Regions from separate parts of the Homo sapiens genome. Here region 1 is linked to region 2. A link is an interaction called in ENCODE POLR2A ChIA-PET data of the cell type or tissue named here. Cell type or tissue: MCF 10A. All regions are shown on one strand. Links, peaks and the distances in the headings refer to the core of each region. The heading gives the core; the rest is flanking DNA.

The links. ChIA-PET counts read pairs that join two places held together with the same protein. Peaks named below come from ENCODE experiments on the same cell type or tissue, not always from the same donor. Only the 100,000 strongest peaks of a DNase experiment are listed, where the experiment ranks them.
Region 1: POLR2A ChIA-PET joins it to region 2 with 5 read pairs; 3 of 35 experiments call an interaction of 5 or more read pairs at or near these places.

What each region holds. Positions count from the first base shown.
Region 1 is chr1:221,799,710-221,805,100 of GRCh38, forward strand. No RefSeq gene overlaps it. Among named protein-coding and RNA genes, the nearest start is that of LINC01655, 38 kb to the right of the region's middle. In MCF 10A, for the core only: no CTCF peak of the experiment used is centred there; a DNase peak (open chromatin) is centred at 2,622.
Region 2 is chr1:221,722,723-221,728,113 of GRCh38, forward strand. The region is part of intron 2 of DUSP10 (dual specificity phosphatase 10); the gene reads right to left. Among named protein-coding and RNA genes, the nearest start is that of DUSP10, 17 kb to the right of the region's middle. RefSeq lists an enhancer at 3,802-3,871. In MCF 10A, for the core only: no CTCF peak of the experiment used is centred there; DNase peaks (open chromatin) are centred at 2,409 and 3,199.

The DNA of each region.
Region 1 (5,391 bases), core at 231-5,230, 77 kb after region 2:
TACTTATGATTGCAATAATCTTGGATAGTCTCCTCACCTCTCTTGTGTTCTGTGTCCCCTATTTTTCCAGTTGTCATGCCCTGCTCTCTTTTGGTTCACTCTTTCATTAAATGAAGCACATTCTTCAAAAGCTTCATGAAGAAAGGAGAATGAGAAGTAGAATTTTGAGGCTTGGCACGTCTTAAAAATGTCTTTATTTTTCCATCACCATCACAGTTGATGTATACTTTGGCTGGGTATAATATTTTAGGTTGAAATCCTTTAGAACTTTGAAGATATTGCTGCACTGTCTTTTAACTTCTAGTGTTGCTTTAAGTAGTTCAATGCCATTTTAATTCCAGGTTTCACATGTGTTATCCTTTTCTTTTTCTCTCTCTGAAAGCTTTAGAATTTTCCCTTTATTGGTGGTGTTAATTTGAAATTTCATTATAATCTGCCTTCAAGCATTTTATTTATTTATTTATTTGTTTATTCATTCAAGCTAGGTGCTTGGAAATTTTTATTATAAAATCTCACATCCAGTTATGGACTTTTTAAACAAAATTGTTTCTTTTATAATATAGTTCCTTCTGTTTGCAAATATTTTGCCAATTTTCACAATAAAACAGCACCTATTTTAATTAGATTTTTGAAAACTAATCACAGTACGACTTAATTCACTGCTATTTTATTTTACAAATAATACACTTATTGATCTTGTGCATGACTCAAACATACAGAAATATAGTGAAAAGGTTGTATTTCTTTTCTCTCCCTGTATTTCTACTCCCTTCCTAAGGTAACCATACCTAAAAATGTGCTGTGCATCTTTCCAGTCACCTTTTTTAACATATTTGTAGACTCACATTCGTAAAGTATGATAACAAAATCATACTACACTTTTAATTTTGCAATTAGATTTTTTCCACTTGTCAATAAATCCTGAATAATTTTTGGTGTCTGCACATATGCATTTCATAGTATATAGCACCACACTGATTTATCCAATCATATATCTATTAAGATGGTTTCATTTTTCTTAATGATACTTAAAAGCTGCTTTTAGATTAAAAATATTAAACTTTTAAAATAATATTTTACCATAAACTATCATATACTTTGATGGCACTCAGCCCTCAAGCTGATGAATTACTCTAGACTATGAATCAAATTCACTGGCCCTCCTGTAACTAAGAGACAGAAGAGAAAATCAAAGATGCAAGAGATAAAGATAAGTATTGTGGTTTACATCGGGGTTCCCAACCACCAGGCTAGTGGACTAGTACCTGTCTGTGGTCTGTTAGGAACCCAGCTGCACACCAGGAGGTGAACTGCGGGCTAGCAAGAGCATTACTGCCTGAGCTCTGCCTCTTGTCAGATCAGTGGAGGCATTAGATTCTCATAGGAGCATGGACCCTATTATGAACTGCACACGTGAGGGATCTAGGTTGCACACTCCTTAAGAGAGTCTAACTAGTGACTGATGATCTGAGGTGAAAACAGTTTCATCCAAAACCATCCCTCACCAGCCCCACCAGGGAAAAATTGTCTGCCACAAAACTGGTTCCTGGTGCAAAAAAGGTTGAGGACCGCTGATTTACACAAAGCTCACACTTACCTTCAAGAAATTGTACTGTGCACTGTGGAGTGTATCTCTGTTCTGCTGAGAGGTGGCTCACCACAACCTTAACTGTGCGTCACTGGGGACTGGTGATTCAGAATAGTCATCTATTCTATAATGTGTGCAGTCTCACCCCCAGCAAAGAAGGTAATAAATATAACCATAATAATGGTAATAACATTTGTAGAGTACTTTATAGTTACACAGCCCTTTCAAATGCATTACCTCATTTATTGTGCACAGTGCATAATAATAGCCACGCAATTTGTCCTCATGGCTCTCATCAGCCACATGTTTGTTAAAGCTCAGAGTCTGGGATTGTGTGGGCCAGCTTTTCAGGCAGGCAGACCTGGATTCACAATTTCCTTCTCACTCACAAGTGGGCTTTGTGACTTTGGGCCACAGCTCAACCTACCTTAGTCTCAGTTTTCCGGGCTAGCATTCGTGCTATGAAGTATGGTTGTTTTAATTAAATATATTGTAAAAGTAAAGCATCCAGCACAGAGTTCAAATATTTTAAGTTTATAATAACTTAAGAACTTTGCTTCCCTTTTACTCAATCCAAATGTTTAAAGAAAATAGACATACCCCTTTATTTCTTCTTGTTTTCAGGATTTGCTTCTTAAAGGAATGCTAACAATGTATACAGACCTATGCTCCCTTCACTAGGCCAAATAGAGGGCAGGAAGAGAAGACAGAAGTCATCAGGAGGTAGCAGTAGGGTGGGGCTGGGGAAAAGGTGTTGGCATGGGGAAAGTAAATGGGGTCCATTTGAATTCAGAATATAATGTGTTTAGGTGGTAGGGCTGCCTGGTATCAAACCTGACTCAGCTATTACAGAACTTAGACTCATAACATCTTCCAAATTGGTGAGCTCCAAATTTTAACCACAGACACCTGTAATTAGGAGATTGGGTGACACAGGTTCCAACATAGCCTCAGTTAGTATTTGCCTGGCTGTAAATCCTCTCTGGGTTCTGGAGCCAGGTACTCACAGAGCCTCATCCCAGAAGGGAGAAGTGATTCAGGAGAGATGACTCACTTGGGTGATTTGTTTTAACAGACACAAGCTGCTTGTATTCTTTTCCCCTCACCCTGTAATCTCCTTTCTACTGACTCTTTTCTGTGTTCTCTGCACTTCTTTCAAAGCATTATCGGGTCTGGCTCCATGGGGGACAAAAGCAAAGAATAGTTGATATAACATCTCTGAGATAACCAGCCCTCAAATTCCCAAGGAGCTGGATGGTGACTGGCAGGGACTGGTTTTCCTAGCTCTGTTGGTGTGAGCTATTCTTTAACATTATTTGATGAATCTGATTTATGATTATTTTCACCTGAGAGTCAGGTGACAAGCCCAATTACAGTCTGGCTAAAAAGGTCAAAAAAAAGAAGAAAGAAAGCCATTTCAGCGGTTTTATTGATCTTCAATGATAAAGGCCAAATGTGCATACCAGCAGTTTTTTAATGATCTATTGATATACTCAAACAATACAGTGGTGATTCCATTTAGTGCTTTAGATTTAAAGAAATGTGTCTGCAATATTAGCTAAGTCTTATTGTTTATTAGACATGTAAAGTGTCATTAAGTGACTATTTCTTTTGGGTTTTTTTTTTTTTTTTGACAGGTTGGAATACAGTGGCACAATCTCAGCTCACTGCAGCCTCCGCCTCCCGTGTTCAAGTGATTTTCCTACCTCAGCCTCCAGAGTAGCTGAGATTACAGGCACGTGCCACCACATCTGGCTAATTTTTGTATTTTTAGTAGAGACGGGGTTTCACCATGTCAGCCAGGCTGTTCACGAACTCCTGGCCTCAAGTGATCCTCCTGCCTCAGTCTCCCAAAGTGCTGGGATTACAGGTGTGAGACACCGTGCCCCGCCGATTTTTTCTATTTTTTGATCTAGAAAAATTGCCATAATTACATCAAGTTTCTTTCAAATCAGTTTGTCTATTATTAGGTGATACACAATGATTGAATGAGTTAATAAGCTTCAGCAGATATGGGTTTTTCTAAGGAAAATGGCATAGCATGGTTGATATGTCCTCACTAAATAAAACCATTATCAATCTGCCATTCCACAGACTTAAAAAAAAAAGCTTTATTGGCAGTAGATTTCTCAAAGCAGTTCTAATTGTTGTTTGCTATTTTTGTATTCAACTAATGTTTGCTTAATCTTACAAATTATACTATAAACATTTCAGTTTACAATAGTTTGTAGATACTATTTAGTGTACCAGCATTCCATTTATCTTGAAAAATGTACACAAACCTACTCCCCTTGGCTAATCACTCGCTTCTCTTATTTTACACTTTTTTATATCCCTAGGGTAAAAAGAATGCACATTATTTGCTCGTAACATTAAAATATAGTTTATATATATATATATATATATATATATGTTTTTTTTGAGACAAAGTCCTGCTTTGTCACCCAGGCTGCACTCTGTGAGATCATGGTTCATTGAAGCCTCAACCTCCTAGGCTCAGGTGATCCTCCCACCTCAACCTCCCAAGTAGCTGGGACTACTGGTGCGTGCCACCATGCCCAGCTAATTTTTTGTAGACACTGAGTTTCGCCATGTTGCTCAGGCTGGTCTCGAACTCTTAGGCTCAAGCGATCTGCCTGCCTTGGCCTCTCAAAGTGTTGGGATTATAGGCATAAACCATGGTGCCCAGCCTTGCTTTCTATATTAATAGTAATCTATGAAAACAAAACAAAGAGGAAGAAAAAGAAATTCATCATTTTTTCCAATCACATGTTGTCTTTGTTTTAAACTTGTGGAGCATTGTTTTTTATCACGACTGGTAAGAAACATAGTTCTTCAGATACAATGATTGGATTAGTTAGGATGAAGGTGGGGCTCAATGTGAGAAGAAAGAGAGAATAGGAAATGTTTGATATAGATGAAGGCAATGAATGAAGAACATTGTCCTATCTTCTGAGCCCCTAACTCCACAGCTTCCAGACACAGAGTTTCATAATCTAGTTAAGAAAAACCAAGTGATTTATTTTTATTTATTTAGAGATAGGGTCTTACTGTGTCACCCAGCTAGAGTGCAGTGGCACTTTCATGGCTAACTGTAGCCTCGAACTCCTGGACTCAAGCAATCGTCTTGTCTCAGCCTCTGGAGTAGTGTAGTTGGTTCAACAGGCGTTAGCCTAAAGTGATATTTTTTCCATTGCAAAGCAATTACTTATCTACTGACTGTTGTCTTAAAGCTGATAATATGTACTTAATCAAAAAACAGGTGTGCTTCTTATGTCAGAGTTCTTGGCAAAGCCTTTCAATCTCATGAAATTTCTGTGTGTGTGTGTTTCTTTGATAATTAACTCCCCTCTGCCTTCTCTGTTCTCTCTTTCTGGAACTCCTATTAGTTAAATTTTCTGCTTTTTCTCTTCTATTTTTCTTTTTCTTCCGCTTTCTGGTATGCTTTTATTAGCATAATCTTTCAACTGCTCTCTTGAATGTACGGTATAGAATTTTTCATGTTCTTATCTTCTCTATATCATATTCTCTGTTTTTTATAGCATCTCTTTCTTCATTAATACACTATCTTTTAACTCTGAGACCCATAATTTCATAATTTCATGAGATTTTATTCCTGTCTTTCATCTTCTTAGTTTCTTTCTGTCTTTGTTCAGGCTGCTATAGCAAAGTAGCATACACTAAGTGGCTTACAAACAACAGAAATTAATTTCTCATAGTTCTGGAGGTGAAAGTCCTAGATCAATCTGTCAGCATGGCCAGGTTCTGGCAAGAACCCTCTTCTGGGTTGGAGAATGCCATCT
Region 2 (5,391 bases), core at 336-5,335:
AGCTGGTGACCTAAGAGGGCCTTGCAGAACATGGGCCAGGCCTGAGCAGGAAACAGAAGAGTAGTGGATACCAGGACCACAGACAAGAGGCAGTGTCTATTTTAAGCAGGGATGAAGAAACTAAACCAAAATAAATAAAACACATGGATCTTGGCTTAAAAATCCAAACAAAAGCCCCAAAAGAAAAAGCAACAATTGAGCTAAATACCTTGTTTATGAAATGTAATAGGACATACCACAAAAGCGTAATTCCAGACAAGGCAAATGATTAAAAAACACAACAAAAAATCGAAATACTCCTTACCCATAGTATCACCCTGTGTCAGCTTCCCATGAACATCTCAATCCCAAAACCAATACTTAAGAATCCCTGGTGTCAAAGAGGGGCCAACACATATGTTTGTCACCACCGCTAACATGATGCCAACTGGGAGATGAAATAGGCCCCAGAGATTACAGCCTGAAGGGTTTTGAGTATGAAGGTCTCAGAGGCCTGCCTGCCTCCCAACTGATCCTAGTGGTCAAAAGCAGTTGCTCAAAGATTGAGTCATTTTCCAAGTCTAGAATGCAAATGGCCATTGTCACCAAGGAAATGGTGTTACAGAGATAAGCAAGTTAAGCTGCAGCACTTAGCTCTCTCAGCTGCTGTTCTCCTAATACATACATCCAAATAAAAGGCAGTCTATTCTTGCAATACTGCAATATAATTCTGAAACTGACTAAGCAGAGTCAGTGCAGACTCCCCAAGTTAAGGCCACAGTCTCAAATAAGAATGCCTTCACTTCCAGATGCTAGCCACAGGTTCAGGGGTTCCCAGGCCACCCACACTTCTAGCCAACTGGTTATAAATTCTGTGGCTTCTACAATGCTTCAGGCTTGATAATTCACTAGAATGACTCACAGAACACAAGCCCTATCTTTATGATGATAGTTTTTATTATAAAAGCTACAAATCAGGAAGAGCCAGATAAAGACACATACAGGGCAATATCTGGGAGGGTCCTGCATATGGAGCTTCTAGGCCCTCTCCTTGTGCAATCAGGACACATTGCCCTGCTGACACAGCAATGTGTTCACTAGGAAGTTTAACTGAGCTTTGGTGTCCAGAGTTTTTATTGGGTTCCATTACTTAGGCATAATTAAATTATTGGCCTTGTGATTGAACTCAATCTTCAGTCCCACTCTCTTCTGCTGAAGAAGATGAACTAATACAAAGCCCTGACCTTCTAATCATGTGGATGTCTTTCTGATGATAAACTCTTATCCTGAGTCATCGCATTAACATAAACACAGGTGTGATCCAAGGGGCTCATCATGCATAACAAAGACACTCCTAACACTCGGGGAGTTCCAAGGGTTTAGAAATTATTTCCCAGGAACTGAGGACAACGGCCAGACAAATTCTCTATTATACAACAGTTTCTTAGTGATGAAGGGTGTGGGCTCTGGAGTCAGGCAGGTCTGAATTTGGCATTGTGCTGTGAGACCTTGGGCAACTTACCTAACCTCTCTCAGCCTCAATTGCCTCATCTAAAAAGTGGGGATAATAATACTGTTATTACCACATTGAGATCGGCAACATTTGATAGACATGGAATTCAGGCTACTATAATAACAAGCATTTTTTTTTTCTAGTAGCTGCATTCAAGAAAGTAAAAACAAACAGGTAAAATATTGCTAATATATTTTTCTTAACATGTGCAAATATCATTTCAAGAGTCAATATTAAAACAATTACTAATGAAATATTTTACATTATTTTCTATATAAAGTCTTGAAATCTGGTATATATTTTACACCTACAGCACATCTCTGTTTGGACTGGCCCCATTTCAAGTGCTCAATGGCCACGTTTGGCTTGCAGCAAGGCTACTATATTGGACGCTGCAGATAGATTTAATACTATTGCTATCCCCATTAAATGAGTTAATGCTCAGTGTCATAATTGTTCCCATTCTACAAATGTTAACTAAAATATGTGTTTGTTTGCATGTGAATGTGTGTGCATGCACATGGAGGGGTAGTGACCAATGACTAAAATCTACGGTGCTATAAGCCACACTACACCAGGAAGTCATTCGGCTCCCATGGAACATCAAATAGCCACTCTATTTTCAGGAAAAGAAACACTTCAACTTGGAGAAGAGAGGCTCTCTGATCGATTAACTACAGCATGCTCTTTTATTTCAGCACTCCAACATCTCCCAGTGCACGTTTTAATATGAGCCAAATCAAGTAGCCACGACAATAGCTTTGAATGAGAAAAGACACCCCAAAAGCAGTGCGCAGATACATGGGGATGCCTGAAGGAGCTCAGAATGGCTTAAGGAGTAGGGGGAAGAAAAACTGCAGAGAGGAGCTTTGACTCACTGAGTCATTGAGCAACTGTTCTGTGCCCTCTCAGGCTACTTCCCACAGCCACCGCCCAGCCAACAGCTAGCTGCACCCAGCCAATCACTCACTCCACTCCCTGGAAAAAGCTCCACATTGGGAAGCCAGAAGAATGTCACTAGCAAGAGATTGATTTCAAGGTAATTATTTAGGCAACTTTGTAGCATCTCATTCTCAGGCCTAAAAGTGTTCTCAAAGTTTGTTTTAATAAATGCATGTATTAATATGAAGTCTCTGTGTCTTTTAATAATGATATACCACATTCAGCTCCTCCCAATCTTTGTAAGAGAGGGCTTCCTGGACTCCATAACCACAGCATTCCTCCAGCTCTTTCTATTCACTGGAGCAGAAATGGGGCTTTCTAGCCATCCTCAAGGTAGGAATTAAGAGATTCACCTAGTAAGTGTACATGAATAGATTTTTACATAATATGCAAAATTAATTATAATATACTCAACCAATTCACATATTTTATCAAGGAAGACAAGCTAATTATCTGTCAAAGAATTATCTCCTATTTAAAGGGCACTTTACCTCAATTTGGCAAAATGAACTAATGGGAATTATCTTTCCATTCTGATGTGTTTTTGCTGCCTGTGTTTGCTTAAGCCCCTAGAAGACTTCAGCACTGCACTAAAACCTCAGGATTTAGAAAAGTTGAGAGGAAGGGAGACACAAACACATCTACTCAGCATCTCACTAAATCTACCTCTTGCTGCTTTTATTGTCCCTTTCAGAGTGTTTTATCTACAGTGTAAAACTGGGAGTGACTCATATTTATGAAATAAGGAGCCGTTGTTAGCCTTGCCAGATCATTCACTTCCACAATAGCTTCTGATTTTTAATAGCGCTGAGTGGTGCTTCCTCATGTCCTCACTCTATCCACCAAAGAGGTCCAAGATCTGCAATATGTGCCTTACAGGACATGTGGTAAACACACACATTCAGGATCAGTATCAAGACCTGTGGTCAAGGATAAAGATGTCCCTAAAAACTCACAACTTTGATAGGTATTTGGATCTTACACTCAGGAAAGAAAAGCAGAAGTTAAAAAGTGAAAGAGAATTGGGGGGAAAAATAAACTCAAACTGGCAACTAGCACCCAAAATGGCAGCTAGTACCCATTTCTCTAAATGGGGAGTGCAGTTGGGTGGGAAGGTGGAGAAAATTCCAAACAAGGGTTTCCTTCAAGAGGTTTCTCTTGTCATACCAAAACCTTGGAAACAATCTTAATTTATATTAATAGGCAAGTAAGTAAAATGTGGTAATAAGACAGGTTACAGCATTAAAGAAGAAAATCTATGATCACAACACAGGAAGCAAAAGTACATGCAATATAAAGTGAAAATGAATTTCAGTTACTATGTGAGAAACCCTGAAAAACATGCACATATATGGGTAGAGAACAAAAAGAAATGTAAAAATGAAACTAGGCCAGTCAGGGCGGGATTAGTAATATTATGTTTTTCTTTCTAAAATGTTCTTAATATCTTAACAATAAGTATACATAAAGTGTTTCTGCTAAGACTTTTATAAGATTTCCTTACATAGAAATAGCATATAATTTTTCAGCACAGCACTATTTCAGGAAAAAAAAAAAAAAAAACCCTATGTAGTTATCTATCCACCCCAAAAGAAACACTGGGTTTTTCCAAACTTTTAAACAAAAAGATCTACCAAGCATCAGAAAAGTATCTCCTACTTGTACTGCATTAGTGGTGACATCAAAGCATTTTACTGAACTATACCACTCATATATCAGTTGAATATAAGCAGATTATGAATTATTATTGTAGAGATTCAATATTATAATTATGGTTGATTTTCAATAAATGTTAGCTAGTATGCATTCGTTATTGTTCAAAGCACTTCTACATATGTTATCTAATTCTCAATTGAGCCCATGAGAAAAGAGCCATTACCCTCCCCATTTTATAGACAAGCAAACAGAGGCACAGAAAAGTGAATTTGTCCAAAATTATAATAATTGGCAAAATCAGAATTCAAACTCAGCAGCCTGGTTCCAGAATCTGTGCCCTTAACCTCCAAACTATACTCCCTTCGCAAGAAAATATATAAACTGAATACAAATATAAGGGAGCATCAGCCGGCTCATTCAATTAGTCACTATATACGCTCCTAAGAAAGGTAATGAGAAAAATTATGGAATGACCTGGCTGAATACTTGAACCCACAAGATTTGCTTATTTAACAACAACTCAGATACTAATCCAAAGGATTATATACTGGTTGGGCTTCTAAACACCCTAAACTGAGAGTTAGGAAACATGAATCCTATGCCAGTACTGCTAATAGCTATTTATATCCTCCTGGATAAGTAATCAGTTTCTATGTCTGTAAAATGGGATGGTTAGATCAAATGCTTGATAACATCTCTCACAATTCTGTAACACCATGTTCTTTGAAAAATGTCTTTCCTTTCTAATTCAACATAGAGTAAGTGAATGCTTGCTGTGCAATGGACTATAATTCTGTGGTTTTTCAACATTTCTAAAGTCATCCTGGGGTTGTTGTGGTTCAGAAAACTTACCTTGCCATGTAAATGTGAGAACTTATGATCAGTGAAGTTAATCTCCTTGAATTTATTTTAAGCTTTCTTAAAATTGATTACTTTTATATTTCAGAATAAAAAATGCTCAGATTTTTAAATTTTGTTCTCCATTCACTAATTCTACTGCCTTGATCACCCATGTCCCCCTCCCTTCCCCTCTCACTGGAGGACCTGAGTGTTTGGGGTGACCTTACTGCTATGGTTTGAATATGTCCCCCAAAGTTCATGTATTGGAAACTTAATTGTCACTGTAGCAGTATTAAAAGATGGGGCCTTTAAGAGGAGATTAGGTCATGAGGGCTCCACTCTCAAGAGTGGATTAAGACCATAATTGCATGGCCATTCCATGGAGTGGATCATCACAGGGGTGGGTCCTAATAAAAAGGATGAACTCTTAGCCTCCATTTTCTCACTGTCTTACACACTTG